Regions from separate parts of the Homo sapiens genome. Here regions 1 and 3 are each linked to region 2. The links are chromatin contacts, found by Hi-C or POLR2A ChIA-PET in ENCODE. All regions are on one chromosome and are shown on one strand. Each heading gives the region's core, a stretch centred on a gene start or an enhancer-like site at or near the end of the contact. The rest is flanking DNA. Distances are from core to core; before and after follow the strand shown.

Region 1 (4,861 bases), core at 1,343-3,842, 460 kb before region 2:
AAATAAATAAAACTCTGTCAAGTTATCTAACTGAGAAGCAGAGAAAAACTGCACCCCGTGATGCCAAGGGGTAGCTTCTGCAAATCTGCACCTCTGTTTAGTTTTGCTTCCAGCTTCTCTGGCCACCATTATGTCTTCCATCTCGCTAACACGCTTGAGAGAACAGGACAAGACATGCTTGACTTTTTTGTTTAGAATGAAAGACGTACAGGTGACCCTATGCCAAAAACGGGAAATCTTAACTCCATCGGGTCATTCTGGCCACTTAAGAACCAGACTGGATGTTTCTGAGAGTGAACTATCAAAGCATGTGCTCAGCCCAAGGGCCACCAAACAGGGCCCACCAGCAGTGTGCCCTCGAATTAGATTCCTTTAAGAACTTGTTATTTCAACTCCCCATGCAGGTGTTTATCGAGTACCTGCAAAGGCAGCCCCCACCCGAAGCTAAACGCACTAGGGACACAAACACTCAAGTCAGAGTTGCAGCCCACAGCTATGGCCAGGAGACAGAGGAGGGGAGTGATGGGAGGGAGCGGGGAACAGCTGTCCTCTGTCACAGGATCTAGCTGCCGTCAATCCAGGAAGAACTGCACGGGACAGGCAGTGTTAGGCAAGTTAGTAAACAGTTTGCCTCATAAACACTGACCAGCAGTGGAAAATATCTGACCTAGATAGATAGTGGACTGTGAGCACCTTAGGGGCAAGGACCACGTCTAATTTGCTTTTCTGTTCTCAAAAAAGTAGGCCTCAAATATTTGTTGTTGTTGTTTTTGAGACAGAGTCTCACTCTGTTGCCCAAGCTAGCGTACAGTGGTGAGATCTCAGCTCACTGCAACCTCTGCCTCCCAGGTTCAAGCGATTCTCCTGCCTCAGCCTCCGAGTAGCTGAGATTATGGGTGCCCGCCACCACATGCAGCTAATTTTTTTTGTATTTTTAGTAGAGACGGGGTTTCACCATGTTGGCCAGGCTGGTCTTGAACTCCTGACCTCAGATGATCCACCCGCCTTGGCCTCCCAAAGTGCTGGGATTACAGGCGGGAGCCACCGCGCCCGGCCATGTTTTATTTATTTATTTATTTATTTTTTAAGGTCATGATTGTATTAGTCCATTCTCACACTTCTGTGTGAGAACTGCCGGAGACTGGGTAATTTATAAAGGAAAGAGTTTTAATTGACTTGCAGTTCCACATGGCTTGGGAGGCCTCAGGAAACTTACAATCATGGTGCAAGGCAAAGGGGAAGCAAGGCACCTTCCTCACAAGGCAGCAGGAGGAAGTACCAAACACTTAAAATACCATCAGATCTTGTGAGAACTCACTCACTATCATGAGAACAGCATGGGGGAAACAGCCCCCATGATTCAATTCCCTCCACCTGGTCTCTCCCTTGACATATGGGGATTACAATTCAAGATGAGATTCTGGGTGGGACACAGCCAAACCATATCAATGGTCATGTACTACATTTAGAATTTTGGAAGGTATTTATGGCGGGATACTGAAACTGTTTTCACGTACCACAGCAGAGTCTGAAGGGCTCAGTTTGAAGAACTGGATTCCCAACCTCAGGATCGATTTGGCCATATGGGAGGTCAGCTGGAGATGAGGGAGACTGAAAATTGGAGATAACCCCAGAGATGACGGGCAGGTTACCCTCTGTCCTCAGATGGGAGGGGAGGTGGCTGGGGAAAGGATTCCAACTCTGAGTTCTATTGTGGGAAGGTGAGCAGAGTCAAGCTCTGTGGCTCAGTGGAACTTATTCCTGCCCACAAGCTCAACATCTCCACCTCTGCCCCCAGCAGTGGAGTTATGACAGCAAAGGAGACAAGGTGAATAGGGATCACCCCAGAGGATCAGTATGGGATGAGGCCAGCCGGTGAATCACCCACGCTCCCAAGGAACCCACGCCACAGGAACACACACCTCCAGGTGAGACTCGGAGAGGCCAGAGGAGATAAACCCTTGGGAGAGTGAGTGAAATGGCCTGTATCAGTCCATCCAGGGAGGAACCAGAGACACCCTTTGACTCAATGTGTGGAAAGAACCAGCAAGTCTGACATAAAAAGTGTATCAAATAAGAGGTCATTTAGTATCAGGAGCCAAAGCCTCCCTGATCCCCAGTGTGAGTTAGGAACCCTTCCCTGTGCTCCCACAGCACCCTGTACAGACCCCAAGACAGCGCCCCTCACAGTTTCTATGTCCGTTTCCTCTATTAGGGCATGACCTTTCAGAGAATTAGCAACCATCCTAGCCTTCTCTGAAGCCCAGGCACCTACCACACCGCTAGGCCCAGGTTAGGTCCTAAGAAATGCCTTTTGTATGCCCTGAACAAATGAATCATGAATGAGGCATCTCTGGGAGAACCACACTCCACCCAAGGGAAAATAAATACCTGGCCTGGCTGAAAAGTCAAATCACAGCAAGTCCAAAAGAAGGCAACTAGCCAGGTGCTATCTGTCTCTCCCACATCATAAAAGAAATGCTTCAGTGGAAAAATCCTGACCACATGAGAAAAAGAAAAAAGTCAGTTAGCTACCACCAAGCACAAAGGGTAGAAGCCTGGCAAGCTGATTCACGCCAATACTGTGAAACCCGGCCCAGCGGTCTGCAGACAGCCTGGAAGCAGGGGTGGAGGAGGTGGGGAGGCGGACAAGCATGAGAGGGAGTGAGGAGAACTTACTGGAACAAGCATCTAGGTCAGCTGCTCCTGGGTAATGCCAGAAGCTGGTTTATATCCTTTTTTTTTTTCTTTTTTGAGATGAAGTTTTGCTCTTGTTGACCAGGCCGGAGCGCAATGGTACGATCTCGGCTCACTGCAACCTCTGCCTCCCGGGTTCAAGCGATTCTCCTGCTTTCTACCTCCTGCTTTATTTTCTTTATTGAAATTTTTTAGAGGAAATCAAAAAAAAAAAAAAAAAGAACATCCTGTAGGAAGGGATTGGTCTAAGAGGGAGGGATGGGAGAAGGCGGCTGGGGTTGAGGTGAGGTAGAGAACTCTCCTCAGCCCCAGCCAAGGAATTCTTCACACCAAGTAGCTACCCACAGATGACTGAATATAGTCATCAAGTCTATCAATAGTCTATGCCTATCATCACAAATATTAACACCATGGACTGAACATGAACACATGCTAGTGCTGTGCTGCTGGGCAGTTTCTCTCGCTCTAATGATCATTAAGAATCTGGCAGGTGGAAATGAGTCACCTGCATTCAATAGATAGAGATGAGAAGCTTTAGGCCAAGCTTGGTGGCTCACACCTGTAATCCCAGCAATTTGGGAGGCCAAGGCGGGCAGATCACTTGAGGTCAGGAGTTCGAGACCAGCCTGGCCAATATGGTGAAACCCTGTCTCTACTGAAAATACAAAAATTAGCCAGGCATGGTGGAATGTGCCTGTAATCCCAGCCACTGGGGAGGCCAAGGCAGGAGAATCGCTTGAACCTGGGAAGCACAGGTTGCAGTGAGCTAAGATCGCACCACTGCACTCCAGCCAGGGCGACAGAGCAAGACGCAGTCAAGAACTAAGCCACTTGCCCAAGGTCATGGAGCTGGTACAGAGCTAGGATTCAAACCAACTCATCTAACTCCAAAGCTTGTGGCTACAGCACCCAGAGGAAAGACTGCCCCTACAGATAAGGGTGGATAAGGAAGGGTTCCTGTGAAGTAAGAGTGTTGACCGGGACCTTGCTGGAGCAGTGCTGGAAGGACATCCAGGAGGTCCACAGGGTCCCTGAGATCCCTTGGGAGAAGACATGCAAAATCAAATGCCCTCAGTTATTCTGCTATTTTTCAAATAGTAAATGCTACCTGGTGGGCACCTTGGAATACTAATTATCTTACATAAACTCAAATTGATATGTTCTCTATGCTGACAGCAAGTCAAATACACAAAGCTTTTAATCATTAGCTTTGCATCCAAAGCTCAAGCTTTCTGCCAGCTCCCACTAGCCTGCCAACAATGTTATCCAGGTTCCCTCGAACATGGTGCATAGGGCTTCATGCTCTGTGAGGTCTAGCAACACACCATCACAGCTAGAAAAGATCTTAGTGGACATCAGCCCAATCCTCTATCTGATGAATAAAAATCCCCCACTCAGTAGCAACAAAAAGTGGCCAGCCAGCATCTACTTCCACATCTGTAATAATGACAACCCTTCTTTCAAGACAGCCTGTCTGCAGAGAGCAAAATATTAATTAAGAAATGTTTTTATACGTTGGACTGAACTCTTCCCCATTCCCCTAAGTATCCATTTCCTGGTTCTAACAAACGTCTGTTCTTTTTTCCAAAAAACAACCTTTTAAGACTATGGCACTCTTCTAAACCTTCTCTTTTTCAAGCTAAATAGTCTCAGTCTTTGAATCATTCTTTAGATAATATGGTTTCTGAATCTCCTAACTTTTCTGTTTATTGTCCTCTGGGCCTATTTCCATTTGCCCCCCTCACTCTTAAAAGAATGACAATAAGCTCAGTTCCAGGTGTGACCCAATTACTGTAAAACAAGAGGAATGACTACACCTCTACGATGCAAATACTGAAAGTTTCTGGTTAGTTTTTAGTAGCTTCATGTTAATGATTCTCACTTAGTTGAAATCAGGTGCACTAGCCTTTTTTTGTTTTGTTTGGTTTGGTTTGGTTTGGTTTTTTGTTTTGACACAGGGTCTGGCTCTGGCTCTGTCGCCCAGGCTGAAGTGCAGTGGTGTGATCTCAGCTCACTGCAACCTCCACCTCTCGGACTCAAGCCATCCTTCCACCTTAGCCTCCCTAGTAGCTGGGAATACAGGCACACACCACCACCTCCAGCTAATTTTTGTAATTTTTGTAGAGATGGGATTTCACTATGTTGCCCAGGCTGGTCTCGAACT
Region 2 (4,622 bases), core at 895-3,394:
GAGCACATTCCCCAATAGAAGGGCATTTAAATACTTTTTTTTTTTTTTAAATCACTACACACCAACAAAATACATCTGCATCTGAATGTGGCTTGTGGACCACCAGTTTCCAATCTTGGCTGTAGGACAGCTCTGAATATCAGAAATTGTTTTTTAGATTGAGCCAAAATCTGATCCCTGAAGCTTTCAACCTGCAATCCTAGTTTTCATCCATAGGATATAGCTCTTTAGGTATTTAAAGATGCCTCCAGTTTGCTTCCATGCTGGCATTTCTACACTGAGCAATGCCTGTTTCTTTCATCCTTTCTCTCCTCATGTGTGGGCTCCCAGACTCCTCACCATCCTGGTGCCTCTCTTCGAGCTAATGGTCATTTCTCTCTCCCCACTGTCATAGCTGTATGTAGTCTGACCAGTGCAGACTACAGCTGGAGGATTATGTTCAGTTCTTTCATCTTTTTTCTCTGATCTATGCTGTTCTTAACTAAGCTCAGCTCTCCCTGTGGCCCAGCCCTGATATGGATGACTGGCTACCTTTCCCTAAGAGCCAACTCTCCAGTCAAAGGGCTAAAGAGTTCTCTTCCTCTTTGGGTAGTTAGACAGAAATGGATTCAAATTCTGCCACTTCCATATGTTAGCTCTAAGTCACATAATCTAACATGTATATCCTCAATTTTCTGTGAAACTAACATAACACCTAATCTGTGGGCATTAAAATGAGATAATATGTGAAAAATATGTAGCATATACAGTTAATTCTCATTATTTTCTGTAATTATACTCCATAAAAATACCTCAAACACTGAATTGCAAATATTGAATTATTGCTCTTAGATAAAATACTAGGTTAAGTTCCTGTAAGCCTCTGGTCACATTTTTGTCAACTGATCAATGCATAAACTTTTTTCATATGTGTTTCTCTTTAAAGACTCTTGAATATATGTTGTGGATTCATTAACATGGAGCTCAGGACCAGCAGCACTCTAACTGCTGCCTGAAGAAAGATGATCTAACAGGTATCTCAGTAAGGCACGTCGCAGCCTTCTCATGCTTAGGAACACTAGACAGCCCTTCAGCACTACATTTGGGGATGTTTTCAACAGTGAAATTACCAACGAAGAACAGTGCAATGCGGAAAGCATGACACTAAATGGGTTGAAAGGAGACTTGTTTACAGTATGGGAGCTGAAACAAGAAGGGGGAGCATTTGTTCGACCTTAGCTGGGAATATACTCATTGGATGACTCAAATTTTTCACTGCTCTGCTCATATCCATAAATGATCACAAGAGCACCACGATTAGTGATTTTGCGATTACAATGAAATTGGAGGGAGTGGGTGAATTTGCAAGTATGAAATCTATGTTATAATGAGGGTCACCAGTTCTTTACCACCATGGTTGTCATATTAGTACTGTTTCTGAGTAGTAAAGTACTGCTATTATCAGTTTTGTGTGTGTGTGTGTGTGTGTGTGTGTGTGTGTGTGTGTGTTTTAACTTGTCTAGCTTTTTAAATCCCTGTTTCTACCCCCTAGTTGTTTTCAGAAAAGCATTTCTGCATTTTTGGCAGATGCCTCATAATTGGGAAGAAATATATCAGAATGGTCCAACCCATCCTACTACCTTGAAAAAGAGCCATATTTTTGTTATCACGGGAGTTCAGCCTTTTCTTAGCTCTCCCATAAGCTTCTCCCTTGGTTCTAGCTCCCTTGGTTCTAGCTCCCAGCAATTTCCACAGCCAGCAGAATTGTCCCTAGAGTTCACGCAAGTCTCCCTTATTTTTGTCTCTCTTCTCTGAGGTTCCTCAGGAGACAGAGGGCAGCTAATCACTGAGCTTTGGGTGACCAGCTTCTGGCACACACAGGAGAGGAGAATCCCTCATGGGCGTGACTTCAGAGCAAGGGAAACTTTTCTGTCCACAGACACCTCACACCTTTACCTCTTCCTTCAAGCCTCAAACTTCAAAGTCAGGCAATTTTAGAACAGGAGAGGCTGGGGCTTCCCCATATACTGTAAAAACAGTGAGATTGGGGCTTACTAACCCCAGTTTACAGATGAGGAACTGGGGCTCAACGAGGCTAAACAACTTGTCTGAGGTCATTGGTTCCAAAGCTCTCATTCTTTCCACTGTACCGTGCAACTTCTGCTTCTCAACTTTCAAGACGGAACCATGGTAACTTGTCTATCATAGAATGAGCTATTTCTTTTTAAATAACTTTATTGAGATGTAATTCACATGTCGTAAATCCACCTGTTTAAAGCATACAATACAGTGGTTTTTAGTATCCTTACCGTTGTCTGTATGCAATCATGACCACAGGCAATTTTAAAACATATTCCTCACCTCAAAAAGAAACCCAGTACCCTTTAGGGATCACTGCCTTATCTATCTCCCCAGCCCCTCAGTCCTGAAGAACTACTTTCTGTAGATGTCCGAGTCTATTTTCTGTATGTATGTATTTGCCTATTCTGGACCTTTTATGTCAATGAAATGATAAAACACGTGGTCTTTTGTGACTGGCTGCTTTCACTTAGCAAAATGTTTTCAAGGTTCACAGATATTGTGGCCTATGTTGTTGCTTCATTTCTTTTTGTGACCAAATAATATTCCATTGTATGGAAATTCCACATTTTGTTTATCCATTTATCAGTAGATAGACATTTGTGCTGTTTTCACCTTTTGGCTATTTTGTTTTTTTTTTTTTTTAAACAGAGACAGGGTCCCACTCTTTTGCCCAGGCTGGAGTGCAGTGGCATGATCATGGCACCCTGCAGCCTTGAAATCCTGGCCTCAAGCAATCCTCCTGCCTTGGCCTCCCAAAGTGCTGGGATTACAGGTATGAGCCACTGTGCCCGGACTGTGTATAAGTTTTTATGTGGAGATGTATTTTCATTTATCTTGGGTATATACCTAGAAGTATAATTGCTGGGCACCTGAGCTATTTATTAAATGCTGGAAGCCTGCAGGGCCTTAAAGACAATACAGACCTAGGTCGAATTCTACCTCTCCCACTTTCTAGTTGCAGGATTTGGGCAAACATACTTCTCTTAGTCTTAGATTTCTCATATGTAAAATAGAGGTAGTTATAACTACTTTGCAGCGTTAGATGAGATAATAAGAGAAAAGTCCTTAGCCCGGTGAATGACCCAAAGGAGCAGGTCCTGAATAAAGGCAGCTGTTTTAAAATATGGAATCTCTGGAAGGAGGAGACCTAAGAGGAGTCCCTTGTGGTAAACAGATTGGGAACTAGAGGGCTGTTTGTTTCTCCAACCCCTCTCTGCGTTAATAATCAATGATTTTATGAGATCATTTCTGGGAGTAAGTGGAGGGGAGGAGGTTGGGGAGGGGAGGGGAGGGGAGGTAGTGGTAGGGAGTACAGGAGAGCCAGAGAGCTCTGTGCAGCTGAGGGGGGTAGCTGATTGCACAGAAAGGGGAAGTTAATCTCCTCACTCTATTTCTGCCAGGCCTGTGCTGCCCACTTGGTCTTATCTCACCTAAATGATCTCATTTCCTTTCACTTTGGTCCTGTTTCCCCAGCACCAGTGTGCCCCTTTGTGAGTCTCAGGACCCTGGTTGAGTGGTTCTGGAATTGATTAGCTTTCAGGGGAAATACTGCCAGCACTTTGCCTTCTGGGACACAGCAGGCAGAGATTTATTCCTATTGTTCATGCCCCCACCCCCCTGAACAGGCCACATTAGCCTGTCCATTGAACCGTGGGGCCAGAACAATGGTGGGGCCTGGCTGTAGTGCTGACCTCCACAATTTCTGGGTACACACTGGATGGTTTGCTTGAGCTCACAGTGAACCTGGTGACCCTGGCTAGGCTAGTACTCCAGGATCCAGCACTCAGGACAGAAAGATGAATCTTTAGACTGTTTCTGTGAGCAGGGGGAGAGGAAAGGATGAAAGAAGGGGGAAGAGGGTTACCTGCAAGTTAGTTATAAATTAGAACCACTCATAAGCTTTTGGGGCCTCCCTAAAGGCCAGAGGTGCTAGCAGTTGTGAGGGAGTCACATTTACCTGCCACACTCACTGTGTCTTGCAGCCACTTAGCAGCAGCTCATATTTGCACATACTATTTCAGAGTTTGTAAGGCTCTTTGACATACGATACCTCATTTGACCCTCACCATGATTATGTGAGAAACAGGAGATAATTATCATTATTCCCATCTTACTCATGAATAAATTGAATCACAGAAAAGGCTCTGTGACTTTCAGGTGGATTACAGACTTTCTAGACCCCCATATTTAAGACCAGCCTGTTGGTGTGATGGGGGTTCATGCCAAAAGTCTTCTCTGTGATGTGACAATTTCAAGAAAGCCATTTTCCTCACACAAGTTTAAGGCATGCTTTCAGTGGACCCTATGGTTTCAAGTAATGTTAGTGAAATACAAGTGGGAAGTGGAGTGCTAGAGTTGGGGGAAAGTGTGAATGTCTATGAGTATGCACCTGGAAGACAAATAGAAATGTATTTATCCAGAAAATGTGCCACATATACTCCATGGAATACTATGCAGCCATAAAAAAGAATGAGTTCATGTCCTTTGCAGGGACACGGATGCAGCCGGAAGCCATCATTCTCAGCAAACTAACACAGAAACAGAAAACCAAACACCACCTG
Region 3 (4,824 bases), core at 1,871-4,370, 350 kb after region 2:
ACGCACACACACAGAGCACCTTGGGTTGTGACACACTGAGGACACTAACAGATGGCCTTTTCTCTCCGTCCTCCAGTGTGATGGGGTTGGGGTGGACCTGAGCAACATCTTCCTGGAAGGCATTGCCATTCTCAACATTCCCAGCATGTACGGAGGCACCAATCTCTGGGGAGAAAACAAGAAGAACCGGGCTGTGATCCGGGAAAGCAGGAAGGGTGTCACTGACCCCAAAGAACTGAAATTCTGCGTTCAAGGTAAGCCAGGAATGAGGATAATTGTTTTAGGTCAATGCCCAGTAGTAGGTGCCCTCAGGTGGATGTCAGCAGGCCTCGTAAGGCCCCACAGCCCAGCAAGGACTCCATGCTCTGCGGATATGCTGACTCGTCATCCGATGTTGCAAAGTTTACAACTTAATCCAGAAGACAAAAATTCACAATAAGGGTGTCCTCAATGACAGTCAGTTGTCAAGCTGTGGGGCTCCATGAGGTTCAGAGTCAAATGCTGCCAATGTCAAGGTTACCAGGGTTCTCCAATAGCTAAATCCAATAGTCAGTTCCTAACCCTCATCTTGCCACAGCTGTCAGTGGCATGTGACCCAGCTGATCACTCCCTCTTCCTGGAAACGCTTGGTCCACTTGGCTTCTAGGACTTGATTTGCTCATGGTTTTCCTCCCCGCTCACTTGTCACTCCTTCTCGGTCTCATTTCTCTCTGACCTCTTGATGCTGGAGGATCCCCAGGCAGGGTCCTTGACCCTCTTCTCTTCACTGTCTGTACTTAAGCCCTTGATCACCCCATCCAGTCATAAGACTTTATTTAAATACCATGTGCTTACTCATGATGCCTCCAGCCTGTCTCCAGCTTTCCCTGAGCTCCAGGCTCCTATGTCCAGCAGCCTGTGTCATACTTCCCTTATGTGTTTAGCAGACACCTCAAACTTGGTATGTCCAATGCAGAGCTCTGCTGTCCCTCCCCCAAACCTTCTCCACTCACAGCCTTATTTCTCTCCATTGGTAACTCCAGCCTTCCCATCACAAGAGCCAAAACGCTTGGCATCATCCTTGACTCCCCTTTTTATCTCACGGCTCACAGCCAGTCCATCAGAAAATCTGTTAGCTACTTTTAAAAAACATCCAGGATTCAACCACGTCTCACCACCTGCATTCCTGCCATCTTGATCTGAGCCACCATCCTCTGTCCCCTGGATTACTGCAAAGCTTCCTCACTGGGTTCCTTGCTTCTATCTCACTGCCCTAGGTAGCCTGTTCTCACCACCACATCAGAGCAGTCAGGTTATGACACTCCTCTTCTCAAAATCCTGCAGTGGCTTGGAGAAAAAGCCAAAGATCACGTGGCCTAGAGGGCCCCGTATGTTTTGGCCTCTCATTACCTCCCAGACCTCCTCTTCTGCCACTCTCTCCATCGCTCACTCTGCCTCCTCCACTCTGGTTCCTCCAACACAGCAGGCTGCTCCCATGAACCAACTATTCTTTCTGTCTGGAACAACTGGGTAGTATGCTTTAGAGGCCACCAGCTGGGCCTTCCACTTTTAACTCACCAGAATACAAACACAGCTTTCTGAGAATGTCCTTAAAACCACCTCTACCCCAGCCCCAAAAGTAGCCATTTTCCACCAGTGATCCAAATGGAGAGATTCAATCAAAGCTCCTGGCAGCTGATTCCCCTGTGGGCTCACGGGTCCTCACAGGTCCTCAATGGACAGGTGAGCTGGAGGAGAAAGCCAGGTGTAAAAGCGCTGGCAGAAACACCATACCAGCAGGCAGGAGACAAAATTCTAGTCCAAGACCTGCTACTAACCTATTTTTGGCACCCCAGTTTTCTTTACTGTAAAAACAATATCTTGTATCAAAGTTTTGATAGGTGGATGGATGGGGTTGAACCAGAACCTTGGTTCTTAAACCAGCTGCTTGTTGAAAATGAAGATTTGTGGACCCCAGCCTAGATCTACCTAATCAATCTCTGTGCTGGTTCCTGGGAATCTCAATTTTAATGAGCTCCCCAGATGACTCTGATGGGCTGCCAGGTTTGAACACCATTGCTACAGGCAAATGCCCTCAGTCTCTCCCATGCCTGGCATTCCATGGCTCTGCGTCTGTGTGCTTTGATGTTCCAGGCTGTTAGTGCTAAGGTGGGATGTGATCCCACCACTAGAAGAAAACAAAACTCCGCTGACATCAAGGCGGGGGTTGGGGAAGTTATTCTCTTGTTTCACACCCGTCTATTTGACAATCAGATTGTTATATTCCAGGCCAGGTCATCAGGAAACATCATCTCCACACCTCTGTCCTTTAAGAGAGGATTCAGGAATTGTTGACCTCTTTTTTTTTTTTTTTTTTTTTGAGGCAGAGTCTCACTCTGTCACCCAGGCTAGAGTGCAGTGGCACATGTTGGCTCACTGCAACCTCCTCCTCCCAGGTTCAAGTGATTCTCATGCCTCAGCCTCCCGAGTAGCTGGGATTACAGGCGTGCACCATCACGCCCGGCTACTTTTTTCTATTTTTAATAGAGATGGGGTTTCTCCATGTTGACCAGGCTGGTCTCAAACTCCTGCCCTCAGGTGATCCACCCGCCTCAGCCTCCCAAAGTGCTGGGATTACAGGTGTGAAGAACCATGCCCGGCCTCTGTTGACCCCTTAAGTCCCCTTTATTTCACACAGTAAACTTTTCAGTGTATAAAGCTGAATAATGTGTTCCTCCTTCCTCCCTTGGCAGGGGAAGTTGTGGGTGCTAACAGAGGGTAGGGGAAGCATTGAAGGTTGTATCAAGTTCCTGCAAATTTTCCTACCCTGGTGCTCCTATCTCAACCCCCGCTCTGGTATCTAGCTCCCTCAGAGCAGAGAAGGGAATGAGCAGAGCTGAATCCCCACCACCACCCTCCCTGCTCCCCACTTCGACTCTCCACCACCCTAGGGCTGGGGGAAGCTCTTGATGAGATCATGTGCTGATCAAGGACAACCTTCATCTTCCTCTTACATGTCTGACCTTACATCTTCCCCTTCTTCAAGCAAGACCAAAGTGTCTGCTGATTGCTTTTGACTATCATGTACAGGAACTCTCTTCCCCAAATCCCCCTTTCTCACCCCTACAATGTGCTTTCAGAGCTAGAAGTGAAACCACTTCCTGTTCTTTAGATGAGGACATCAGCTGATCAGAGTGGGGCACTGACTTCTGGGCTTTGCAGAGATGCCAGCACTGAGCTTTCTTCTTGAAAGGGCTATGATCTCATGTAAGTTGAGTTGTTAATGGGAAAAGCTAAAGAGGCAACGTATTTTAGTGAAAAAGCATTCGCCTGGGAGTCAGAAGACTGGAGTTCCAGTCCAGACTCTGCCTGTCGCTAGTGTGTGACTTGAGGCAAGTCCTTTCCCCTTCTTGGGTCTCAGTTTTCTGTATCTGTAAAATAAGCAAGTCTGACAATTATATTTTAAGATTCCTTACAGTTCCGCAAAATTAAGGCATAGTCAGATTTTGGTCTATGTGGACTCTTTCTTGGACAGAATTATATTCAAATTTCTACCTTCTCTCAGTGTATTTTGTCCCGGGATTTATAGGCTACTGGCTGAGGAGGCAGAGAGCTCTCTCTGCAGCCTCTTCATGTGTTGCGATTCTTAACTCCTTGGCAGTTTCATTGGAGTTGGAGGAGAGGGAGAAATCAGGACACAGTAGGAGGGAATGAGCTTATCATAGGAAATGGAAGAGGAAATGATGATGGGAGGGGTTGCTCTCAAATCTCTCATCAGGCCGGGCGCAGTGGCTCACACCTGTAATCCCAGCACTTTGGGAGGCCGAGGCAGGCGAATCACTTGAGGTCAGGAGTTTGAGACCAGCCTGGCCAAAATGATGAAACCCCATCTCTACTAAAAATACAAAAATTAGCCAGGCATGGTAGCACATGCCTGTAATCCCAGCTACAAGGGAGGCTGAGGCAGGAGAATTGCTTGAACCCAAGGGGCGGAGGTTGCAGTGAGCTGAGATCACACCACTGCACTCCATCAAAGATTAGTCTTTCTCCTGGGAAAAACAATCCGAGTAAGAAGGTCATTCAAGATTAGCATGGAATGGGTTCTATAGAAACATTGGCTGATAAGAAAGCAATAAGGGGTATTGGGAAAAGCCCCATGCTTACAGTTAGATAATCTGGGTTTAAATTTTGCCTTTATGCTTCTAGTTTTATAGATCTTGGGAAATTACCCAACCACCCTAAGTCTCAGCTTCCTCATCTGTAAAACTGGCATAATAATACATGGCTTATTAGGAAGATGATGGATGTGAAAGTGCCTGGAACATAGTATAATAAGCTCAAACCTAAAAAAAAAAAAAGTCCCTACGCCTATAATTCTATTTTGTGTTGGAGAATGCCAGTTGATTCACATTTGAAGTTCTTGTCCTAAGCATTACTATCCACCTGCACTACCACTAAGAAAGAGCAGAGCTCAGCCGGGCATGGTGGCTCACGCCTGTAATCCCAGCACTTTGGGAAGCCGAGGCAGGTGGATCACCTGAAGTTGGGAGTTCGAGACCAGCCTGACCAACATGGAGAAACCCCATCTCTACTAAAAATACAAAATTAGCCGGGTGTGGTGGCGCATGCCAGTAATCCCAGCTACTCAGGAGGCTGAGGCAGGACAATCGCTTGAACCTGGAAGGCGGAGGTTGCAGTGAGCTGAGATTGCACCACTGCACTCCAGCCTGGGCAACAAGAGCGAAACTTCATCTCAAGAAAAAAAAAAAGAAAGAAAGAAAGAAAAAAAAAGAAAGACTAGAGCTCCTGCCAAACTCTAGCCCAGCCTTTGTCGTAGCACATTAA

The links. A loop is a pair of places that touch in the nucleus more often than their neighbours do. ChIA-PET counts read pairs that join two places held with the same protein, here RNA polymerase II (POLR2A). Pooled maps may share reads with other maps.
Region 1: a pooled map shows a loop between it and region 2 (7-fold over the local background). The contact joins two enhancer-like sites. A Hi-C loop is called at or near these places in 1 of 37 single-sample maps with no recorded cell type and 3 of 50 pooled maps.
Region 3: a loop to region 2 is called in a pooled map, with 4 times the contacts of the local background. The contact joins two enhancer-like sites. A Hi-C loop is called at or near these places in 4 of 50 pooled maps. POLR2A ChIA-PET finds 5 or more read pairs at or near these places in 2 of 52 experiments (OCI-LY7 and WTC11).

Annotation. Positions count from the first base shown.
Region 1 is chr3:186,988,707-186,993,567 of GRCh38, reverse strand. All of the region lies in intron 2 of ST6GAL1 (ST6 beta-galactoside alpha-2,6-sialyltransferase 1), which reads right to left. It overlaps LOC124906314 (a long non-coding RNA gene), which reads left to right. Exons shown (of 3, transcript XR_007096208.1): 1 at 1-1,928. Among named protein-coding and RNA genes, the nearest start is that of ST6GAL1, 61 kb to the right of the region's middle. RefSeq lists a silencer at 2,433-2,727. Within about 2 kb of position 2,592, at least 11 of the 41 ENCODE cell types and tissues checked have a DNase peak (open chromatin) inside an H3K27ac peak, as active enhancers do.
Region 2 is chr3:186,531,778-186,536,399 of GRCh38, reverse strand. No RefSeq gene overlaps it. Among named protein-coding and RNA genes, the nearest start is that of CRYGS, 10 kb to the left of the region's middle. RefSeq lists an enhancer at 2,269-2,338 and a silencer at 3,305-3,364. Within about 2 kb of position 2,144, at least 2 of the 41 ENCODE cell types and tissues checked have a DNase peak (open chromatin) inside an H3K27ac peak, as active enhancers do.
Region 3 is chr3:186,183,632-186,188,455 of GRCh38, reverse strand. DGKG (diacylglycerol kinase gamma) reads left to right here. Exons shown (of 25, transcript NM_001346.3): 22 at 77-254. Among named protein-coding and RNA genes, the nearest start is that of ETV5, 77 kb to the right of the region's middle. Within about 2 kb of position 3,120, at least 5 of the 41 ENCODE cell types and tissues checked have a DNase peak (open chromatin) inside an H3K27ac peak, as active enhancers do.